Linked DNA regions of Homo sapiens: region 2 is linked to region 1. Evidence: chromatin loops called from intact Hi-C (ENCODE). Cell type or tissue: K562. All regions are shown on one strand. Each heading gives the region's core, and the rest is flanking DNA. Links, peaks and the distances in the headings are about the cores only.

Region 1 (8,000 bases), core at 1-8,000:
TCAAAACATTTTGTTTTGTCTTTTAAAACATATTTGGGAGAAATTGTAAACAGACAAAATAAATGTAACTATCATGGTCAACAAATACAATTATTGATGTAATCAAGAGATAACTTTTTTCAGCCAGGCGCCATGGCTCACACCTGTAATCCCAGCAATTTGGGAGGCTGAGGCAGGCGGATCTGTTGAGCTTAGAACTTTGAGACCAGCCTGGGCAACATGGAGAGACCCCATCTTTACTAAAAATAGAAAAATTATCCAGGTGTGGTGGTGCGTGCCTGTAGTCCCAGCTACTCAGGAGGCTGAAGTGGAAAGATGGCTTGAACCTGGGAGGGTTGCAGTGAGCCGAGATTGTGCCACTGCAACCCAGCGTGGGTCATAGAGCCAGACCTTGTCTCAACAGTGACAACAACAACAAAGAAGTTAGTGGCCGGGTGTGGTCATGCCTGTAATCTCAGCACTTTGGGAGACCAAGGCGGGGGGGATTGCTTGAGGCTAGGAGTTCAAGACTAGCCTGGGCAACATAGTGAGACCCTGTCTCTACATAAAAATTAAAAATTAGCCAGGCATGGTGGCACGTGCCTGTAGTCCCAGCTACTTGGGAGGCTGAGGTGGGAGGGTCGCTCAAGCCTGGGAGGTAGAAGTTGCGGTGAGCCCGTGATTGCACGACTGCACTCCAGCCTGGGTGGCATATCTAAAAAAAATTAAAAAATATATATATATAACTTTTTTCCTGTTGCCCTTTTATACTTTAATAGGCTGAAGTGCAGTGGCATAATCACAGTTCACTGCAGCCTTGACCTCCTGGGCTCAAGAGATCCTCCTGCCTCACCCTCCTGAGTAGCTGGGACTACAGGTATGAGCCACTATACCCCACTAATTTTTGTTTTTTATTTTTTGTAGATACGGGCATCTCACTGTGTTGCCCAGGCTGGTCTTGAATTCCTGACTTCAAGCAGTCCTCCCACCTCGGCCTCCCAAAGTGCTGGGATTGCAGGTGTGAGCCACTGAGCCTGGCTCAACTAATTTTTAGGAAATAGACTATCCTCCTGTCACTCTAAGTTACAAGCTCTGTCTCAATTCAGAAATTAGAATGACCAGCCCAAGCTGATAATCGAACCTTTGAACTTGATTTAATGTTTATCATCCCCTTTCTCATCTCAGGCCTGGATCCAACTGGGAGTCTCAGTGGAAAGGGCTGGGGGCTAGGTGGGAGCCTCTCTGTAGCTTCTCTCTGTCTACGCGTCTTTCTCTCCTTACACATTCTCAGTGTGCTAGCTAGTTTCTGAATCCCCAGGACTGGGTGGGTAATTGGGGAGTTAGGGATAAGGGAATTGGAAAGGTTGCTTTCCACTCCCTGAGCCTGGCCAGTGTTTGACATGTTGGACATTGTGGTGGGCTCTTCAGAGACCCGCATCATTGGTGAGCTCTCTCCTGTAATTGTCTGGACATATAAAGATGCATTGTTTTTTTGGAGACAGAATCTCACTGGAGTGCAGTGGCACAATCTCAGCTCACGGCAACCTCCACCTCTCAGGTTCAAGCGATTCTCATGCCTCAGCCACCTGAGTAGCTGGGATTACAGGCATGAGCCACCATGCCCAGCTAATTTTTGTATTTTTAGTAGAAACGGAGTTTTGCCATGTTGGCCAGGCTGGTCTTGAACTCCTGGCCTCAAGTGATCCACCCACCTCGGCCTCCCAAAGTGCTGGGATTACAGGTGTGAGGCACCATGCCCGGCCAGAAAGGTGCATCTTTATTTCAGGTGTTATCTGGGGATTTATTTATTCTAAGACCCCAGCAATCCTGTGCCCACCTCTAGTTTCTTGCTGCTGGGGTCTCTCTGCCTCTCCAGTAGGTGGCCCTGTGAGACAGGACCCGGTCAGACCTCACACCAGCTCTCTCTTCTGAGTGGCCACGTTTGGTCCCCAGGGCACACTCTACTCAGGAAAACCCAGAAAGGCAGACTAGCTCCTGCATGCCCCTCTAGCCTGCTGTCATGGCCCACTCTGGGTGTCACAGGCATGCCTCTGGGACCTGAATGTCTGCTGGTTCCAGCTGTAGTGAAACTACTTTAAAGCTCCCCAAGTGGTCCACACAAGCTGCCTGACTGGGCTTGGAATGAAGAAGATACAACTCTTGCCCATCTTTCTTTTTTTTTTTTTTTTGAGACGGACTCTCTTCTGTCATCCAGGCTGGAGTGCAGTGGTGCGATCTCGGCTCACTGCAAGCTCCACCTCCCGGTTTCACGCCATTTTCCTGCCTCAGCCTCCTGAGTCGCTGGGACTACAGGCATGCCCATCTTTCTTTGGGGGATTTTAAGGGGGACACTACAGCTCATTAACAGCTCCCCCAACAAAAGCTCTTCACCTATCTGCCCACTCCCCCCCCCCGCCCACTCTGACCCCTTTTCATATCCTTGATCTGGAGGAGGCATCCAAGAGTGACGGAGCCAGGTCTCAATAATTTCCTTTGTGAATTCTGTGTAAGGGGGTCTGTTTCACAGTCATGTAGGTATCTGATATCTATCATATTGGTGCCTCAATTAAAATGGAGGCAGAAAGAGCCCTATTCTAATATCTCATTCCATAAACAATAGAGACAAAGGCAAAAGTGTGTGTTTTAGTTCTCTATTGCTGCCTACCAGCCAGAAATGGAGTGGTTTAAAACAACATCGATAGACTATTTCTCATGATTCTTTGCTGGCTGGTCAGTTCCTCTGCTGGTCTCACCTGGGCTGGCTCATGCAGCTGCCGTCACTCACACAGCTGGTGGTTGGCACTGACTGTTGGTTGGGCGCCTTGGTTTTCTGTCTCATGGCTTCTCATTCCCTGGTAGGTGACAATGGTTTCCTTTCAGAACAAGCATGGCAGTGTTTCGAGGGACCAAAGTGCAAGCTCCAAGGCCTCTCAAGGCCCAGGCTCTGAAAGTCACACAGCATCACTTTCATACATTCTATTGACCAAACAAAACCACAAGACCAGCCTAGATATAAGAAGTGGGAAAAGAGGCTGGGCGCAGTGGTTCATGCCTGTAATCCCAGCACTTTGGGAGCTGAGGCGGGCAGATTGCTTGGGCCCAGGAGTTTGAGACCAGCCTAGGCAACATGGCAAAACTCTGTCTCTACGAAAAAAAAAAAAAAAAAAATTAGCTGGCACACGCCTGTAGTCCCAGCTACTTGGGAGGCTGAGGTGGGAGGATCACTTGGGCCTGGGGCCTAGAAGGCAGAGGCTGCAGTGAGCTGTGATTGCACCACTGCACTCCAGCCTGGGTGACAGAGCGAGACCCTGTCTCAAAAGAAAAAAAAAAAAAAGAATTGGGAAAAGAGACTCCACCTTAGTCTTAGTCTTTCACCCTCCCCTATAGTTTCTAACACAGAATTCTGCCTCTGTCAGTTCTGGTTCTAGACTTTTTCTGAGCAGATTTGGGGTAAAGGATTAGGGGAAGAATTAAAAGTTATCTCTACATTGGTTTACATTTTGCTTACATTTGGAAGGGTAGAAGGAAGAGAAAAGAAAGATTCAGAAGTTGAGAGGAGGGAGGAGAGAAAGTAGAGCCAACTGTGGCGGACCTTGGAAAAGCACTGCAGGGGATAGACCACACATTGGGAACTGGGAGTCCTTGGTTTAGAGAATAGGGTTCCAGGCCAGGCAGGTGCTTTCATTAATGAAGTTATCGGTAAGTCAATATGTCTGTCTGAGTTGGATGAATGATACCCTCCAAAGCTTATTGTGAAAATGAACTTCACTATAGATTGGATTCCCCCTTGGGGCCTGGCTAAAGCCACACTATGAGATGTTAGCCTGATACTGGCTCCATAATACCCAAACCCAGCCTGAGATCCTCCCCGTCCACCTGCCCCAGTGGACAAACCTTGCACTCCCATCCTTTCTCCCCTCTGACTTTTGTGCTCCTAGGGAAGGTGATCAACAGCAAGGCGAGGTGCTGGGTGCTGGCAAAACAACCTCGCCTTCAGGTTCCAGGTTTCTGGAAGAGGTGAATGACAGAAGAGGGAATCAAGTTGATTATTTCCTCCATGTCTCCGCTCTACTTTGGGCGCTACATTCAAAGCTCAGGTTTTTCATTTTAAAAATAATTGCTAAAGTCCTTAGGGGGTAGATGCTTTATGTGTGCTTATCTCGAGTTTAAGTTGAAAGGACCTGTGTTTCCCATCAGATGCCCCCAGCAGGAATGGCATTGGAGGCTGGTGATATTTGAAGGGCAGGTCAGATTGCTGAGACATGAAGTGGCTGGGCTGGTGTTGAGCCGACACAGGTGAGCAGGCTCAGGCTGCAGATTGTTGAAGCAGATAAGCAAGCGGTGGGGATGGAGAGGGGTCGGGACCTGCACTCGCCTTAGATTTTAAACACATCAAGTCCATGGAAGAATTTATTTTCTACTTTCAGAGAACAGATATATGCCTCTCTTTAAGAGAATATGCTGTGCTAAAAAAATTATCAAGTTTTCATCGTGGCTTTTCACGATCAGCATGGCTAAGCAGAAGCCTGTCCAGCTGCGTCTAACTCTACGTGCTTCCTAAATTACCCTGTAATCCTCTTGTCCTCTTCCAAGCCTTGGCCGATCTGAATCATAGTGCATTTCTTTCAGCACACACATGGCAATAGATACTTCAGAGCATCGTTGGGGTGAGTTTTGTGTGCGTGAATGCCTGTGCCCTGGCCTGGGCCACCACCGCACACAACCAGCAGGCGGAGTGTGGCTCTACCAGCCACGACCTCCCTCCAGGGCAGTGCGGGGAGGCCACCGGCAGGGGGTGCTGCACCCACACTGCTGGCACCAGTACGTGGGCATTACCAGGCTTCATAAATTGCTGGAAATTTAAAGCTGGAGGGGATGTTAGAAACCGTATCATCCACTGGTTTCCATTCGCTCGTGAGGAACCCATGATCCCGAGAGTTGAGTTTGTGGTGGAAATGGAGCTAAAATAGAGCCCTCTCCACTTCCAGGCCAGGACCTCCACCTTTCACATCCCCACTGCCTTCCCCTGGCATGACTACAAATGTCTTACCAGTGTTGAGAGGGAAATGATTTGCATGTAGAAGAATCAGCAAGGACAAGAACAGGTACTTAGTGCTATTTGCCTGGGAAATCGCAGATTGAGGCTTTTTGCATTTGGCCCCAAAGTCACAGTCAACCCGCAACTAGTAGGGGTAAGATTATTATTTTTTAGTGATTATATTTAAAAATAGCACACTTGGGGAAAAAATTACAGTTTGCTACAAATCATCAAAACATTTGCCCATCCTCTGAGAGGCCATATGTTGTAGTGTCAGTCCCCACCTCTGTTATTACTAGCTGGGTGATCTTGGCCAAATTTCTAAACTCCATTTTGCCTCATCTGTAAAATGGGGTTGGTGAAGATTAAATGAGATAAGACATAGGCAGTGCTTTTTAGGGTCACAGCGTATCCTAAGTACTCAACAAGTGCCAACTGTAATAATAATGGGAGCCATTTGGCATCTATAACTTGGAACTGCTATGTAGTTGTATCTACTACAGTGGAGAAATGTTCCCTCTCACCAGTTGGATATGTAGCTGTTGGGTGTAGCTTCTCTATGGTCTACCAGGATCCTCTCCAGAGACCATAGTTGTGGCCAGGAGTTGGCTAAGGTGAAGGAGTGAAGAGTAGGTATGGAAGGGTGGAAGGAATGGGTGAGTGGCTTTTAGTCTAAGCTGGCAAGTAAGAAAGAATTGAGAAAGAGAGGAAGTGTGCTGGGATGTGTTCTTCCCCAACTGGGGATCTTTCTTATAGGCAAAAAAATAAATAATCAAAAGCCATGAAACAGACAGTGATAACTTTTTTTTTAAACGGAGTCTCACTCTGTTGCCAGGCTGGAGTGCAGTGGCACGATCTCGGCTCACTGCAACGTCTGCCTCCTGGGTTCAAGCGATTTTCCTGCCTCAGTCTCCCGAGTAGCTGGGACCACAGACGCACGCCACCACACCCAGCTAATTTTGTATTTTTAGTAGCGACAGGGTTTCACCATGTTGGCCAGGATGGTCAGTCTCCGTCTCTTGACCTCGTGATCCGCCCGCCTAGGCCTCCCAAAGTGCTGGGACTACAGGCATGAGCCACTGGGCCCGGCCGTGATAACTTTTTTTCAGGTAGAAATCTTTTGGTTCTTTTTTTATCAAGTATTTTGTGTGATGCTTACAGAATACATTTATTAAGTATTTTGTACAGCTCTTATTTTTTGTTGTTGTTTTACAATTTGGGTGATGCGTGCAAAAAGTAGATATAGTTCTAGATAGTGGATTTTTTTTTTTTTAGCTAATTAGATTGACCTCAGGTCCAATCTGTAAAGTGTTTCAAATACTTAAGTTTTGTTTAGATTTCTTTAATCTTATCCATGACCTTTTTTGCCCCCCAGCCTTCCTACCTCATTGTGCCATTGATAGCAACTTGACTTTGGTTTCTTCTCTTTTCAGAGTTTGATCCAGTGGTTGTAAAATGCTTTCAGATCACGACATGAAACTCTGCCTTAATAGAAAGGCACAATATAAATCAGAGATGGCCAGAAAGGCAAGCATGAAAATAGTATCCCTGATTTTTTTCCAGTAGCACATGATATAACATTGAATAATTGCTGGGTATATTTGACAAATTGGGATACAGTTCATTAGGGAGCTGGGGAACTTAAAAATCAGGCTGTCTTCAGGAAAATTTATGAGGGGATTACAGTGTGCAGCCACCAGAAAATGGGGCAGCAGGAACCTTGGCTGAATTGATGATCTGCCTGAGTGGGAGCTGCATCCATTGAGCAAAACTTTCTTTAGTCAAAGTGACTTAGAGGGAAAATTGTGATAAATAGAATGAATGAAAAAAATTAACATCCAGAATATCTAGAGAATGGAATTAAATCCACAAGTGCAATACTATTTCTACTGCATTAACAGTCAAAAAAAAATCTGAACATGTTCACACAAGAGGCATTACAACTAGAAAACAAATCCTTGGAAGAGGACTCAGCCTCCTTAGTAATTATAAGAAGTTAAAACACAAAACCATGCAATGCCGTTAAACTGGCAAATTATAATTACAAAATCAAAGTCTGGCAAGGCTTTTGAGAAAGTTATACCCTCATACAAACATAAATTAGTACAATATTTCTGGAAAGCAACATGGCGAAGTGTAGTAAACCATGGAACATCATATCCTTTGAGCTAGTATATGTTTGAGACTACATCCTGGAGAAACAAAGAAAGAAAAATAGGAAAAAAAACCCTAAAAATTATTTTAAAAAATTAAAAACAAACTATGGTCTGGCACGGTGGCTTACACCTGTAATCCCAACACTTTGAAAGGCTGAGGTGGGAGGATCACTTGAGCCCAAGAGTTCGAGACTAGCCTGGGCAACATGGCAAGACCCCGTGTCTACAAAATTTTTTTAAAAAATTAGCTGGGCATGGTGGCATGCATCTGTAGTTCCAGCTACTCAGGAGGTTAAGGTGGGAAGATCTCTTGAGCCCAGAAGGTCGAGGCCACAGTGAGTTGAGGGCATCACTGCACTCCAGCCTGGGCAACAGAGCAAGACCCTGTCTCAGAAAAAAAGAAACCCCAAAAGTATGTTGTAAAATGAAATATAATATTACTATTAAGAATGATTTTTTTTTTTTGAGGCAAAGTCTCACTCTTGTCCCCCAGACTGGAGTGCAATGGCGCGATCTGGGCTCACTGCAACCTCTGCCTCCTGGGTTCAAGTGATTCTCCTGCCTCAGCCTCCTGAGTAGCTGGGATTACAGGCAGCTGCCACCACGCCTGGCTAATTTTTGTATTTTTAGTAGAGACAGGTTTCACCATGTTGGCCAGGCTGGTCTCGAACTCCTGACCTCGGCTGATCCACCTGCCTCAGCCTCTCAAAGTGCTGGGATTACAGATGTGAGCCACTGCGCCTGGCTGAGAATAATGGTTTTTTTTTTGTTTTGTTTTGTTTTTTCTTAGACAGGGTCTTGCTCTGTCACCCAGGCTGGATGCAGTG
Region 2 (15,983 bases), core at 3,220-11,219, 460 kb after region 1:
AAATAATTATGCAAAAATATTAGCATACAGTAGTTATGCAATTGCAGTAATTTGTGATAAGTACATATTACTTTCTTGCTCCCAATGGTGTAATCTTTTTTTTTTTTTGAGACAGGGTCTAGAGTGCAGTGGCATGATCACGGCTCACTGCAACCTCCACCTTCTGGGTTGAAACGATCCTTCCACCTCAGCCTCCTGAGTAGCTGGGACCACAGGTGTGTGCCACCACGCCTGACTAATTTTTGTATTTTTAGTAGAGACGGGGTTTCACCATGTTGGCCAAACTGGTCTTGAACTCTTGACCTCAAGTGGTCCACTCTCCTTGGTCTCCTAAAGTGCTGGGATTACAGGTGTGTCACTGCGCCTGAACCCAATGGTGTAACCTTAAAGAATGACAATCAGTATCCTTCTGGGTGTCTGGGTGAAGGCAGGTAGTCAATTCCATTTCCTTTAACACAGGGTAATCAAATTGGATTTGACAAGGAAGGAGCGAAACTGGTCTGCACTATAGCTCCTGAGAAAAATGCCTTGTTGAATCATGTATCCTATATACAGGAAATCTCGAATCAGTGTGTCTTATCAGCTTGATAAGTGTGTCTGTGTTACAGGCAGGGTGACTGATTAAAACCACTGGTCACATTACTTATACCTGGGAAGAGGAAATTTGTTAACTCTGGGGTAATGCTTTTGCTTACCCCAGGGTCTTGCTTACAGTAAAAACAAACCGAATAAACCTCACCACAAATCTATCTTTTTTGAGCCCCTTCTCCCTGGTGAGCTTTCAGCACAGCAGTCATTCTAAGCCTTTAATCCTCCCCTCCAATTGCATACTGTCCCTTGTGCTTTCTTTCCTTCCTGTATGTTTTCTGTATGCTGTATTATGCCTGATAGCCAAGGCTTACTCTAGTCAATGCCAGGTTTCCTCACTTAACTCAGGATTTCTCCCTTTCCTTCTTTCCCCATGGGGTGGCATCTCTGAGTGTGGGAAACTTGGTGGAGGGAAAGAGCTTCCAATTAGTGACCTTCGTCCCTCTAAGGTGGAATCTGCAGCTAATGTTTGTTTTCTGTCTGTCTCTGATCACCAGTCACACACTCTACTTGGAACCCCAAGGCCCCTTTAGGTGCTCTGTTTCTCTTTCAGTCACTTTTTTGGTCCTCTTGGAGGCGAAGAAAAATTCCCACTGCTCCCACATGTCATTGTGAGGCTGCGGGTGGCTCCAGAGGCTGTGTCACAATATGCCCTCCTGTCGCACTCTCCTGTTGTGCTGTGTCACTGCTATCATGTGGGGAGCAGCTTTTAGACCTTACTTCATTTGGGAAGCAAGCTCTTGGATCCCCAATTTACTAGGAGTCTTCTCATCACCACACTATGTCACCCCTCACTTCCTAGAGAGGGCTCTAGCTAGTTGGAGTGCTTCCTTCTCATTCTGTCCTTCTCTGACATGTGGACATTCCAGCAAGTCTAGGTAGGGCAACTCTGACCACCCTGGGCGTTTTCCCAGTTGATGCCATGAACGTTGATTGTCTGAAACCTTTTTTTCCCCATATACTCTGTTTTCAGAGAGTTCCCAAAATCTATTTTGAAACTTTTTAGAATGAGAAGCTTTTCTGTCTTACTCTCTTCTTCCTCCATCTCTCCTTCCTCCTCCTCCATTTTTTTCATTCTCCATTTTTGTGCCAAAGAGAATAACTGAGAATGAAAACCACGGCAGGTAATATAAAATATCACAGACATTTCCACCTTTCCCTTGATAGTTTGATACAATCTTGAGGATGCAGCAGAAAGAGTGGTGAGAAGCTAGGATCCTGGGAAGGTGAAATGGGACATTTCACTGTTGTTAATTTCTTTCACAACATGCTTTTAGACTCATCAGTACTTTGACTGGTGAATACTACTATCATTGCTTTTTATTTTATTTATTTTTGAGACAGAGTCTTACTCCGTTGCCCAGGCTTGAGTGCAGTAGCACGATCTCGACTCACTGCAACCTCTGCCTCCTGGGTTAAAGTGATTCTCCTGCCTCAGCCTCCTGAATAGCTGAGATTACAAGTGTGCACCACCACACCTGGCTAATTTTGTATTTTTAGTAGAGACAGGGTTTCATCATGTTGGTCAGTCTGGTCTCGAACCCCTGACCTTAAGTGATCCGACCCCCTCAGCCTCCCGAAGTGCTGGGATTACCTGCGTGAGCCACTATGCCTGAATTATCATTGCTTTTTAGAGGTTAGCTTCCCAGAAGGAAGAGCAACTAATTTTTTAGTCATCTGACTTCTTAGGTCATTAGAGAGTTTGTAAGTGTTTTTGTCAGCTGGAGACTTTCAAGCACTCACTAATTCAAGATGAGTCTTATTAAGTATTGAAGTTCTCTCATAAAGGACTGTTTTTTTAGTTATTGTTCTTCAAAATGGAACATTTTTATAATTTTTTTATTTACGTATGTGATCACTGTAAAAATTTAGGCTGGGCACAGTGGCTGAAGCCTGTAATCCCAGCAGTTTGGGAGGCCCAGGTGGGAGAACCACCTTAGCCCAGGAGTTCAAGACCAGCCTGGACAACATGGTGAAACCCCGTCTCTACAAAAAATAGAAAAATTAGCTGGACGTGATGGTGCGCACCTGTGGTCCCGGCTACTTGGGAGGCTGAACTGGGAAAATTGTTTGAGGCTGAGAAGTCAAGGCTGCAGTGAGTCATGATCGCACTGCTGCACTCCAGCCTAGGCAATAGAGTGAGACCTTGTCTAAAAAAAAAAAAAAAAGTAAACAATACTAGAGTAAAAGCCTGTCTATTTTTACCATCCCATAAAAGAACCACTGGAATAATCTAATTTATATTTGTCTTTTCATTTTTGTGCATTTTATATACATTTTTCTGAAAATTTTTTTTTTTTTAGACCGAGTCTTACTCTGTTTTCCAGGCTAGACTGCAGTGGTGGGATCATAGCTGACTGCAGCCTCGAACTCTTGGTCTCAAGTGATCTTCCTGCCTTCGCCTCCTGAGTAGCTGGGAGTACAGACAAGTGCCGCCATGCTCTGCTAATTTTGTTCTTTTTATTTTTAGGCAGGGTCTCACTGGTCACCTAGGCTGGAGTGCAGTGGCACAATCTTGGCTCACTGCAGCCTTGACTTCTCAGAATCAAGCTGTCATCCTACCTCAGTCTCCTGAGCAGCTGGGAATACAGGCACATGCTACCATGCCTGGCTAATTTTTGTACTTTTTGTAGAGACTGGGTTTCACCATGTGGCCCAGGCTGGTCTTGAACTCCTGGACTCAAGAGATTCATCTGCCTTGGCCTCCCAGAGTGCTGGGATTACAGGCGTGAGTCACCATGCCCAGCCTGTTCTTTCTTTTCTTTTCCTTTTTTTTTTTTTTGAGATGGAGTCTCCCTCTTGCTGCCCAGGCTGGAATGCAGTGGCGTGGTCTCGGCACACTGCAACCTCCATCTCCTGGGTTCCAGAGATTCTCCTCCTCAGCCACCCAAGCAGCTGGGATTACAGGTGTGTGCCACCACGCCTGGCTAATTTTTATATTTTTGGTAGAGACGGGATTTCACCATGTTTGCCAGGCTGGTCTCGAACTCCTGACCTCAGGTGATCTGCCTGCCTTGGCGTCCTAAAGTGCTAGGATTACAGGCGTGAGCCACCGTGCCTGGCCTGTTTTTTAAATTAACAATGTTTTCTTTGACTATCATATATATATCTCAGATGTTTCTTTTGAGGTTTATTATTTGATTTTTCTTTTTCTTTATGGTGTCTATTTTTTTATTTAGACATTTTTGTTGGACCTTAGTGTCATACTAGGCAAGGCCTCTTTTTCTATCCCCATCCCCAAATGTAAATGTTTTCTTATTTTTTTCTGTTACTTTTATATGTTTGTTTTAATGTTTAAATCTTTAATCCACCTGGAATTTGTTTTTGTGCCCTTTATGAGGTTGGAATTTGCATCTTCCCAAATGGACAGCCAACTATTCTATTTTTTTAATTATACTTTAAGTTCTGGGGTACATGTGCAGAATGTGCAGTTTTGTAACATAGGTATACACGTGCCATGGTGGTTTGCTGCACCCATCAACCCATCAGCTACATTAGGTATTTCTTCTAATGCTATCCCTCCCCTAGTCCCCCACCCCCCAACAGGCGCTGGTGTGTGATGTTCCCCTCCCTGTGTCCATGTGTTCTCATTGTTCAACTCCCACTTATGAGTGAGAACATGCGGTGTTTGGTTATCTGATCTTGTGATAGTTTGCTGAGAATGACGGTTTCCAGCTTCATCCATGTCCCTGCAAAGGACATGAACTCATCCTTTTTTATGGCTGCATAGTATTCCATGGTATATGTGCCACATTTTCTTTATCCAGTCTAATATTGATGCACATTTGGGTTGGTTCCCAGTCTTTGCTATTGTGAATAGTGCTGCAATAAACATACGTGTGCATGTGTCTTTACAGTAGAATGATTTATAATCCTTTGGATATATACCCAGTAATGGGATTGCTGGGTCAAATGGTATTTCTAGTTCTAGATCCTTGAGGAATCGCCACACTGTCTTCCACAATGGTAGAACTAATTTACACTCCCACCAACAGTGTAAAAGCATTCCTATTTTTCCACACCCTCTCCAGCATCTGTTGTTTCCTGACTTTTTAATGATAGCCATTCTAACTCGTGTACGATGGTATCTCATTGTGGTTTTGATTTCCATTTCTCTGTTGACCAGTGATGATGAGCATTTTTTCATATGTCTGTTGGCTGTATAAATGTCTTCTTTTGAGAAGTGTCTGTTCATATCCTTTGCCCACTTTTTGATGGGGTTGTTTTTTTTCTTGTAAAAGTGTTTAAGTTCTTTGTAGATTCTGGATATTAGCCCTTGGTCAGTTGGATAGATAGCAAATTTTTTCTCCCATTCTGTAGGTTGCCTGTTCACTCTGATGGTAGTTTCTTTTGCTGTGCAGAAGCTCTTTAGTTTAATTAGATCCCATTTGTCAATTTTGGCTTTTGTTGCCATTGCTTTTGGTGTTTTAGACATGAAGGCTTTGCCCATGCCTGTGTCCTGAATGGTATTGCCCAGGTTTTCTTCTAGGATTTTTATGGTCCTAGGTCTTACGTTTAAGTCTTTGATCCTCTTGAGTTGATTTTCATATAAGGTGTAAGGACAGGGTCCAGTTTCAGTTTTCTGCATATGGCTAGCTAGTTTTCCCAACAACATTTATTAAACAGGGAATCTTTTCCCCATTGCTTGTTTGTGTCAGGTTTGTCAAAGATCATATGGTGGTAGATGTGTGGTGGTATTTCTGAGGCCTCTGTTCTGTTCCATTGGTCTATATATCTGTTTTGGTACCAGTACCATGCTGTTTTGGTTACTGCAGCCTTGTAGTAAAGTTTGAAGTCAGGTAGTGTGATGCCTCCAGCTTTGTTCTTCTTGTCCAGGGTTGTCTTGGCTATGTGGGCTCTCTTTTGGTTCCATATGAAGTTTAAAGTAGTTTTTTCCAATTCTGTGAAGAAAATCAGTGGTAGCTTGATGGGGATAGCATTGAATCTATAAATTACTTTGGGCAGTATGTCCATTTTCACGATATTGATTCTTCCTATTCATGAGCATGGAATGTTTTTCCATTTGTTTGTGTCCTCTCTGATTTCCTTGAGCAGTGGTTTGTAGTTCTCCTTGAAGAGGTCCTTCATATCCTAGGTATTTTATTCTCTTTGTAGCAACTATGAATGGGAGTTCACTCATGATTTGGCTGTCTGTCTATTATTGGTGTATAGGAATGCTTGTGATTTTTGCACATTGATTTTGTATCCTGAGACTTTGCTGAAGTTGCTTAAGGAAATTTTGGGCCGAGACGATGGGGTTTTCTAAATATACAATCATGTCATCTGCAGAGACAATTTGACTTCCTCTCTTCCTATTTGAATACCCTTTATTTCTTTCTCTTGCCTGATTGCCTTGGCCAGAACTTCCAATACTGTGTTGAATAGGAGTGGCGAGAGCGGGCATCCTTGTCTTGTGCCGGTTTTCAAAAGGAATGCTTCCAGTTTTTGCCCTTTCAGTGATATTGGCTGTGGGTTTGTCATAAATAGCTCTTATTATTTTGAGATACGTTCCATTGATACCCAGTTTATTGAGGGTTTTAGCATGAAGCAGTGTTGAATCTTGTCGAAGGCCTTTTCTGCATCTATTGAGATATTCTGTGGTTTTTGTGATTGGTTCTGTTTATGTGATGGATTATGTTTATTGATTTGCATATGTTGAACCAGCCTTGCATCCCAGGGATGAAGCTGACTTGATCATGGTGGATAAGCTTTTTGATGTGCTGCTGGATTCGGTTTGCCAGTATTTTACTGAGAATTTTCGCATCGATGTTCATCAGGGATATTGGCCTGAAATTTTCTTTTTTTGTTGTGTCTCTGCCAGGTTTTGGTATCAGGATGATGCTAGCCTCATAAAATGAGTTAGGGAGGTTTCCCTCTTTTTTAATTGTTTGAAATAGTTTCAGAAGGAATGGTGCGAGCTCCTCTTTGTACCTCTGGTAGAATTTGGCTATGAATCCATCTGTTCATGGACTTTTTTTGGTTGGTTAGCTACTAATTACTGCCTCAATTTCAGAACTTGTTATTGGTTTATTCAGGGATTTGACTGCTTCCTGGATTAGACTTGGGAGGGTGTATGTGTCCAGGAATTTATCAATTTCTTCTAGATTTTCTAGTTTATTTGCATAGAGGTGTTTATAGTATTCTCTGATGGTAGTTTGTATTTCTGTGGGATCAGTGGTAATATACCCTATATCATTTTTTATTGCATCTATTTGATTCTTCTCTTTTCTTCTTTGTTAGTCTGGCTAGCAGTCTATCTATTTTGTTGATCTTTTCAAAAAACCAGGTCCTGGATTCATTGATTTTTTGATGGGTTTTTCCTATCTCTATCTCCTTCAGTTCTGTTCTGATCTTAGTTATTTCTTGTCTTCTGCTAGATTTTGAATTTGTTTGCTGTTGCTTTTCTAGTTCTTTTTTTTTTGTCAGAATCAGACTTTATTTAACAATCTGAAAATGTGTTCTTCTGGCTTTAAGTCTTGCAAAATGGGTCATAAGTCAAAGACAGATTTATTCACTGTCCTCTGAGTATGTGTGGTTATGTCTCTGTGTAGACAAGTGTCTGTGTCTATAGATACTTTTGCTTTTTATAGTGATTATAGCTCCACCTTAATGTATAAAGTCTTATTCTAATAATGCTAAAACCTGAATTAAATATTCCCTGAGTCTAATGTTCTCTTCTCCTCCCCAGCCTGCCTCCCTCCATCCCTCCCTTAAGGCTGCTCCTCCACCTCCATTAATGCCAGGTCTTTAGACAGCACCATCATTCTTACTGAGAACCCAGGGATGGATGCTGTCTATTATATCCCTCTGACCTATACCCTCTGGTTGAAGAGCTTCTCTGGGGAGGTGTGGGGCTTGGGGAATCTTGGCAGTTTCTCTTCAGAGTTGTGCATTTTCACTTGTAGATACCTCTTCTTGAGGTTCAGGTGCTGTGAGGTTGCTCTTGTCTGGTACTGTGGAGACTTTAAGCTGGTCTTGGCCCTCCGAGGAGTCAGCTGAGACAAGCTTGTTATCATTTTCCTTGTCTTCCATCTTCTTTGCCTCTCCAGGCTCTGAAGCAATGTGAGATGTCATTAAGGTGGGGGAAGTACAAAGTTCTTCGAGGTTCTGATTGTGGATGTTTTCATTTTCTTTGGCCTCAGGAGTTCTTACTGGCTTCTCTGGTGGTTCTGGATTAGGAGAGACCTCTAGGGAGGTCCTAGGACTTGGAGTCCCAGTCCCCAAGGAGGCCCTAGGGCTGGTGGGTGAACCCCCTCCAGAGGCTGGAGGGCTGGAGGGTATGTTCCCTGAGGAGGGCCTGGGGCTTGCAGTGGCTCTGGGTGGAGGAGGCCTACTAGGGGGTGCTGAGGTCCTCTGGATAGAGGCTCTCTTCTTTGATTGTTCAGATTTGTCACCTGCGGTGCGGGTTCGGAGGACTACTTCTGCGGCAGATGATAAAGGGTGTCCTGAAGGGCTTAGGGCTCCACCTGGTGATAGAGCAGGGGAGCTGGGGGGAACTTCTTCCTGGGACCTGGCACTCTCAATGATAGGAGAGGGCTGGGCCTGGGAGGGGCCGTTGCAGGTTAGTAGAGGCTCTTCTTCCTCAGAGGAGCTTGCTTCAGATCCTTCCTTCCCTATTTCCTCATCTTCTAAGAGCTCCTTGATCTCAGAATTGTCTTCCCCCTGGGCTGCATCAGGTGCCAGATCTTCAGTTGCTGAGACAGATTCACTCTTACTCTTCGAGGAAAGTGTAGAGGGACTAGTAGGTGAGGTAAGTGGACTGGAGACTGTAGATGTTCGAACTGGGGGAGAAATGACTAAAGAGCGCCTGCTGCTGCTTGATAGTCTCTTCACCACAAAGACTTTACTGGAATGTTGCTTCTCCAGTTTGCTCATCACCTCGGAGAGATTGTGGTTCAGTTTGCTCATTTCCCTGTAGAAGACATCCCTCAAGTTGGAAATGTTTTGGAAGATGGTCACATAGAGCCAGTATGACTATTATAAAGAATAGACAACTCCTCTAGTAGTTTGTTGATTTGCATATGTTGGTTCAGATCTTCACACACAGTCTGGGCTTTGTTGAACTATTCCTCTGCCTTGGCAGTCTTGGCCTCATCTTTCTTGGCATTCTGCACTGCCTCCAGGTGATGTCGGGCACTGTCACAGTCCACGAGTTTCCACCCCGCTTGGCAATTCTCTCCTTACTTTTGCTGAACTGGGTAATGTACTTTTCCATGGTCCTCACAGCCCGATCAGCAAGTTTCTCCTCTAGTCTTCCCAAAGGAGATCATTATTCTCTATGATGGCCTTCAGCTCCTCATGACCATCCCACTCACTGCTGTAGATCTCCTGCAGGGTTTCTTACACTCTTTTTGAGCTTTCATGCATCACTTTGACTGCACTAAGGAAGTTCTTCAGGTCCTTGTATAGTTGTGGCCTTCTGCCTGTTGTTGGTAGAAGTTGTTAGCACTTTGTTCAAATTGTTCATCTTTGGTTTCTACAGTTTTCCCCGATTTCTGCAGCACCTTCTCCTGGGCCCTGCTGAACTTCTGCACCTGCTTGGTGAAGAGGCCGGCTGTGCTGCCCGCCTTGCCCTCTGCCATCCTGCCGGCTCCCTGGGGGCTGCCACCCTGGCCCCATGCCCTGTGGTTTTCTTGCTTCCCTAGTTCTTTTAATTGTGATGTTAGGGCGTCAATTTTAGATCTTTCTTGCTTTCTCTTGTGGGTATTTAGTGCTATAAATTTCCCTCTACACACTGCTTTAAATGTGTCCCAGAGATTCTGGTACGTTGTGTCTTCGTTCTCATTGGTTTCGAAGAACATCTTTATTTCTGCCTTCATTTCTTTTTACACAGTAGTCATTCAGGAGTAGGTTGTTCAGTTTCCATGTAGTTGTGTGGTTTTGAGTGTTTCTTAATCCTGAGTTCTGGTTTGATTGCACTGTGGTCTGAGAGACTGTTTGTTGTGATTTCTGTTCTTTTGCATTTGCTGAGGAGTGTTTTACTTCCAATTATGTGGTCAACTTTAGAATAAGTGCGATGTAGTGCTGAGAAGAATGCATATTCTGCTGATTTGGGGTGGAGAGTTCTGTAGATGTCTATTAGGTCCACTTGGTCCAGAGCTGAGTTCAAGTCCTGAATACCCTTGTTAATTTTCTGTCTTGTTGATCTGTCTAATGTTGACAGTGGGATGTTAACGTCTCCCATTATTATTGTGTGGGAGTCTAAGTCTCTTTGTAGGTCTCTAAGAACTTGCTTTATGAATCTGGGTGCTCTTGTACTGGGTGCATATATATTTAGGATAGTTAGCTATTCTTGCTGCATTGATTCCTTTACCATTATGTAATGCCCTTCTTTGTCTCTTTGATCTTTGTTGGTTTAAAGTCTGTTTTATCAGAGACTGGGATTGCAACCCTTGCTTTTTTTTTTGCTTTCCATTTGCTTGGTAAATATTCCTCCATCCCTTTATTTTGAGCCTATGTGTGTCTTTGCATGTGAGCTGGGTCTTCTGAATATAGCACACTGATGGGTCTTGACTCTTTATCCAACTTGCCAGTCTGTGTCTTTTAATTGGGACATTTAGCCTGTTTACACTTAAGGTTAATATTGTTATGTGTGAATTTGATCCTGTCATTATGATGCTAACTGGTTGTTTTGCCCATTAATTGATGCAGTTTCTTCATAGTGTCGATGTTCTTTACAATTTGATATGTTTTTGCAGTGGTTGCTACCAGTTGTTCCTTTCCATGTTTAGTGCTTCCTTCAGGAGCTCTTGTAAGGCAGGCCTGGTGGTGACAAAATCTCTCAGCATTTGCTTGTCTGTAAAGGATTTTATTTCTCCTTCGCTTATGAAGCTTAGTTTGGCTGAATATGAAATTCTGGGTTGAAAATTTTTTCCTTTAAGAATGTTGAATATTGGCCCCCACTCTATTCTGGCTTGTAGGGTTTCTGCAGAGATCTGCTATTAGTCTGATGAGCTTCCCTGTGTGGGTAACTCTACCTTTCTCTCTGGCTGCCCTTACCATTTTTTCCTTCATTTCAACCTTGGTGAATCAGGCAATTATGTGTCTTGGGGTTGCTCTTCTCAAGGAGTATTTTAGTGGTGTTCTCTGTATTTCCTGAATTTGAATGTTGGCTTGTCTTGCTAGGTTGGGGAAGTTCTCCTGGATAATATCCTGCAGAGTGTTTTCCAACTTGGTTCCATTCTCCTCGTCACCTTCAGGTACACCAGTCAAACATAGATTTGATGTTTTCACGTAGTCTTATATTTCTTGGAGGCTGTGTTCGTTCCTTTTTATTCTTTTTTCTCGAATCTTGTCTTCTCTCTTTATTTCATTAAGTTGATCTTCAATCTCTGATATCCTTTCTTTTGTTTGATTGATTCAGCTATTGAAACGTGTGTATGTTTCACGAAGTTGTCGTGCTGTGTTTTTTAGCTCCCTCAGGTCATTTGTGTTCTTCTCTACACTGGTTATTCTAGTTAGCCATTTGTCTAACCTTTTTTCAAGGTTCTTAGCTTCCTTGCATTGGGTTAGAACATGCTCCTTCAGCTCAGAGGAGTTTGTTATTACCCACCTTCTGAAAACTACTTCTGTCAATTTGTCAAACTCATTCTCTGTCCAGTTTTGTTCCCTTGCTGGCGAGGAGATGTGATCCTTTGGAGGAGAAGAGGCGTTCTGGTTTTTGGAATTTTCAGCCTTTTGCACTGGTTTCTGCCCATCTTTGTGGATTTATCTACCTTTGGTCTTTGATGTTGGTGACCTTTGGATGGAGTCTTTGAGTGGACATGCTATTTCTTTCTGTTTGTTAGTTTTCCTTCTGACAGGCCCCCTGCTGCCCATCTGCTGGAGTTTGCTGGAGGTCCACTCCCAAACCTGTTTGCCTGGGTATCAACAGCGGAGGCTGCAGAACAGCAAATTTTGCCGCATGATCTTTCCTCTGGAAGCTTTGTTCCAGAGGGGCACCTGTCAGATGCCAGCCAGTGCTCTCCTGTGTGAGGTGTCTGTCGGCCCCTACTGGGAGGTGTCCCCCAGTCAGGATACATGGGGGTCAGGGACGTACTTGAGGAGGCAGTCTGACCCTTAGCAGAGCTTGAACGCTCTGCTGAGAGGTCCGCTGCTCTCTTCAGAGCCATCAGGCAGGGACGTTTAAGTCTGCTGAAGCTTTGCCCACAGCTGCCCCTTTCCCCAGGTGCTCTGTCCCCAGGGAGATGGGGGTTTTATCTATAAGTCCCTGACTGGGTCTGCTGCCTTTTTTTCAGAGATGCCCTGCTCAGAGAAGGGAAATCTGGCAGTCTGGCCACAGCAGCCTTGCTGAGCTGCTGTGGGCTCCACCCAGTTTGAACTTCCCAGCAGCTTTGTTTACACTGTGAGTGTAAAACCACCTACTCAAGCCTCAGCAATGGCAGGCACCCCTCCCCTCACCAAGCTGGAACATCCCAGGTTGATCTCAGACTGCTGCTGTGCTAGCGGCGAGAATTTCAAGCCCGTGGATCTTAGTTTGCTGGGCTCCGTGGGAGTGGGGCCTGTTTAGCCAGATCACTTGGCTCCCTGGCTTCAGCACCCCTTTCCAGTGGAGTCAGCGGTTCTGTCTTTCTAGCATTCCAGGTAACACTGGGGTATGGAAAAAAAGAACTCCTGTAGCTAGTTCGGTGTCTGCCCAAATGGCCACCCAGTTTTGTGCTTGAAACCCAGGGCCCTCGTGGGGTGGGCACCGGAGGGAATCTCCTGGTTTGCAGGTTGTGAAAACAGTGGGACAAGCATAGTATCTGTGCCGGCGTTCCTCAGGCTCAGTCCCTCACGGCTTCCTTTAGGTGGGGGAGAAAATTCCCCGATCCCTTGCACTTCCCGGGTGAGGCGATGCCCCACTGTGCTTTGGCTCACCCTCTGTGGGCTGCACCCACTGTCCAACCAGTCCCAATGAGATGAACCAGGTACCTCAGTTGGAAATGCAGAAATCACCTGCCTTCTGTGTTGATCTCACTGGGAGCTGCAGACCGGAGCTGTTCCTATTTGGCCATCTTGCCACAGAATCCTACTGCCAACTATTTTATAAGACTTACTGAATATCCTTTCCCCACTCATTTTTTTTTTTTGAGGGATGGGGTCTCACTCTTATCACCCAGGCTGCAGTGCAGTGGGGTTATCATCACTCACTACAGCCTCGAACTCCTGGCTCCATCCTTCCATCTCAGCCTCCCAACTAGCTGAAATTATAGGCATGAACCACTGCATCTGGCTTCCACAGTAATTTGAAATGCCACTTTTACCGTAGGTTAAAGTCCCATATATATATATGACTTTATATATATATATGACTTTATATATATTGTATATTGTTCTATATATATATATTGTTCATTGGACTTTAGGGTTGATTTCTGTGCTCATTTCTGTGCTAATATCACAATGATTCGGTAATTGTAGCTTAAATGACTTTACATTTAACAATTTGGAGATAATTAATATATTTACAATATTCAGTCATTGAGTCTTCCCATCTAGAAACATGAGTTGTCTTTCTGTTTATTCTACTGACTTCCTATGATCTTTTTCATAAAGGCTTGACAAATTTTTGTTACATTTATTCTGGGATATTTTGGCTGTTCTTGTTAATGGAATTTGTTCTCCATAAGGTTTTCAAACTGGCTAATTTTGGCATGTAGAAAATCTATTAGCTATATTTAATTATTTGCATATAGTCCGTGCTCCATTATATTTTAATTTCCTTAAGGCCAGCGGCTTCCCATAGAGCTCAAAGAGCTTTGCTCAGCATGAACATGACATAGGATACTATTGCTGACTGTCATATTAGTCTTTTCCACTATGCTTAGCAACCAGTGGAGGAAACCTCAGGTAACAGTATTTGTGGAAACTGGATAATGATTCAAGGTAGCGTAGTAAGAAGACACTGAAGGGACTTTGGCATCAAGCATACCTGGATTTGAATCCTTACTTTGCATCTCTGAACTACACTTTGTTCCTTAGGCTCATCTCTGTGCCTAATTCATAAAATGAGCTAAGGCATATAAAGCATAAAGCATATAGTGACTGGCCCTTAGTAGGTGTCCATAATGGGGGTAGCCGTAACAGATGGCAGTTATGATCATGATGGTTTCATATTTTCATGTAACCAAATCTATCCATTAAGATGCACATTACATTTTTTTTTTAATTTCTTCCTTTTCTTTTTTTTTTTTTTTTGAGACCAAGTCTCACTCTATCGCCCAGGCTGGAGTGCAGTGGCACGATCTCGGCTCACTGCAACTTCTCCTCTTGGGCTCAAGCGATCCTCTCACCTCAGTCTCCCAAGTAGCTGGGATTACAGGCATGCACCATCCCACCAGGATAATTCTTTGTATTTTTAGTAGAGACGGGGTTTCGCCATGTTGGTCAGGCTTGTCTCAAACTCCTGACCTCAAGTAATGCGCCCGCCTCGGCCTCCCAAAGTGCTGGGATTACAGGCGTGCACCATCATGTCTGGCTAATTTTTGTATTCTTTTTGTAGAGATAGGATTTCATCCTGTTGCCCAGGCTGGCCTTGAACTCCTGGGCTCAAGCAGTCCTCCTGCCTCAGCCTCCCAGAGGGCTGGGATTACAAGCATGAGCCACGGCACCCGACCCACACCTGGGTCTATATTTACAAAACTTTATGGAAGGTATATTAATATAAATAATAAAAAATCTATAAAAAGAGTTATTTGAAGTGTTGGGTGTGTGTGTGGGGAAGGGTGCGTGTGAGATGGGCTGGTCAGGAACACTACAAACCTGTGATTACAGAGTGGTTGTATCAAATATTTCCTTTGACCTTCAGAAATACCATATATCCCAAATCCAAAAACAGTCATTTGCTACCTGAACCTTCTGCACCAGCTACCAATTGTGAAACTCAACATGATGGGCTTCTGTTCTTTGCCTAAATCATGGTGAAAACATTCACACAAAGCCATTAGTTCTCTCTCTCTCTGTGTCTCTCTTTCTTTCGATGAGGTGTCTGTCACCCAGGCTGGAGTGCAGTGGTGCGATCTCAGCTCACTGCAACCTCTGCCTCCCTGGTTCAAGCGATTCTCCTGCCTCAGCCTCCTGAGTAGCTGGGACTACAGGCATGTGCCACCATGCCTGGCCAATTTTTGGGGTATTTTTTTTTTTTGTAGAGACGGGGTTTCACCATGTTGCCCAGACTGGTCTCGAACTCCTCAGCTCAAGCTCGAACTGCCTCAGCCTCGAGTGCTGGGATTATAGGCGTGAGCCACTGCACCGAGCCCAAGATGAATATTTAAGAAAGTCCAGCCTGGACTGTGTGAGGTACCTCTTTATACGTTTAGAGGACATGTTTGAGTCATCATTTAAGGCATATGTTATAGGAATTTTCTAAAATTCTTCGTTTTGAAAAGTGTGTTATATGTCAGTCTCCCCTCACTAGCTTGTAAATTTCCTGAGAGCGGGGACCATGTATTACCAAATCTTTTTATCCTCAGTACCTCACACAGTTGTGGACACAAATTAAGTGGCTGCATTTCATAGTATGAAGTACAATAATTTATTTAATCATTCCCTTCCTGTCTCCACTTTTTTTTTATAATACAAAAGAGGTTGAATTTTCATTTTTTGCTAAGAAGTATAGCCAAATTTAAGACAGCATGTACAAGTGGGAAACATTGCTGAAGGCCACCCAAATGTGGGCATTGTACTATCCTGTGGTTGTTTTAAATGTAGCTGGCATGTGAGAGCCAGCAGAGGGAGCACAGAGCACAGCGTTGAGGGAGAAAGCAGCCTACAGTTGTGCTAGGGAAGAATTGAAGAGGACACTCAGGGATTTTACAGAGGAAGGAAATGAGAGCTGGGAAGAAGGTCATTTCTCATCTTCATTCTTGTCTGCCTTGCTCTCTTTTGTAACTCATTCAGGCTCAGACAGGCTTGTTCTTATCTTTTGTCCCCTGCACTGCAGCTTTCCACAGCCCATTCCTGTCCTTTAGTTAATTACACAAGAAGACCCACAAGTGCCATCATGTTCTCCACGCTGGTTTCTTTTTGGGCCAGCTCAGTTACTTAGCTCAGATGCAGCGGGTAAGTATTGGTGAGATTCCCAGAAAAACACTGAGGAACCCAGGAGCCTTGATCACACATCTGTACTGAATAAAGCCAAGTGGGGACCTGAAGGATGGGAGAGAGGACTGGGCTTAGCTCATCTCTGCACTAGGATTTAAAGAGGCAAATGAAGCCTGGCCAGGGGAGTGCTGTAGGGAGTGGGGTTTCTGGAGAGAGGAAGGAATACCACTTCCTGTTATATTGTCTTGCATAAGCAGATCTGAGGCAAGCACAGAACCACATGTGACATGTCCCCGGTCACAAAGAAGCCAATGTAGACTGGAGTTTCTCAGCTTTTCCTGTGCAATACTAGAGTGTTAATAGGTATTCTG

What was found. Hi-C counts contacts between places; a loop is a spot of excess contacts. Peaks named below come from ENCODE experiments on the same cell type or tissue, not always from the same donor. Only the 100,000 strongest peaks of a DNase experiment are listed, where the experiment ranks them.
Region 2: it touches region 1 in a loop (11-fold over the local background); 2 of 110 quality-filtered maps call a loop at or near these places.

The regions. Positions count from the first base shown.
Region 1 is chr4:82,736,247-82,744,246 of GRCh38, reverse strand. All of the region lies in intron 1 of SCD5 (stearoyl-CoA desaturase 5), which reads left to right. Among named protein-coding and RNA genes, the nearest start is that of MIR575, 13 kb to the left of the region's middle. RefSeq lists a silencer at 4,641-4,730. In K562, for the core only: CTCF peaks have their summits at 1,865 (motif pointing right) and 4,755 (motif pointing right); a DNase peak (open chromatin) is centred at 4,746; H3K27me3 peaks cover 1,602 bases.
Region 2 is chr4:82,268,088-82,284,070 of GRCh38, reverse strand. The region is part of intron 1 of LOC105377308 (a long non-coding RNA gene); the gene reads left to right. It also overlaps the pseudogene BIN2P1. Among named protein-coding and RNA genes, the nearest start is that of HNRNPD, 98 kb to the left of the region's middle. In K562, for the core only: a CTCF peak has its summit at 8,056 (motif pointing left); a DNase peak (open chromatin) is centred at 8,070; H3K27me3 peaks cover 783 bases.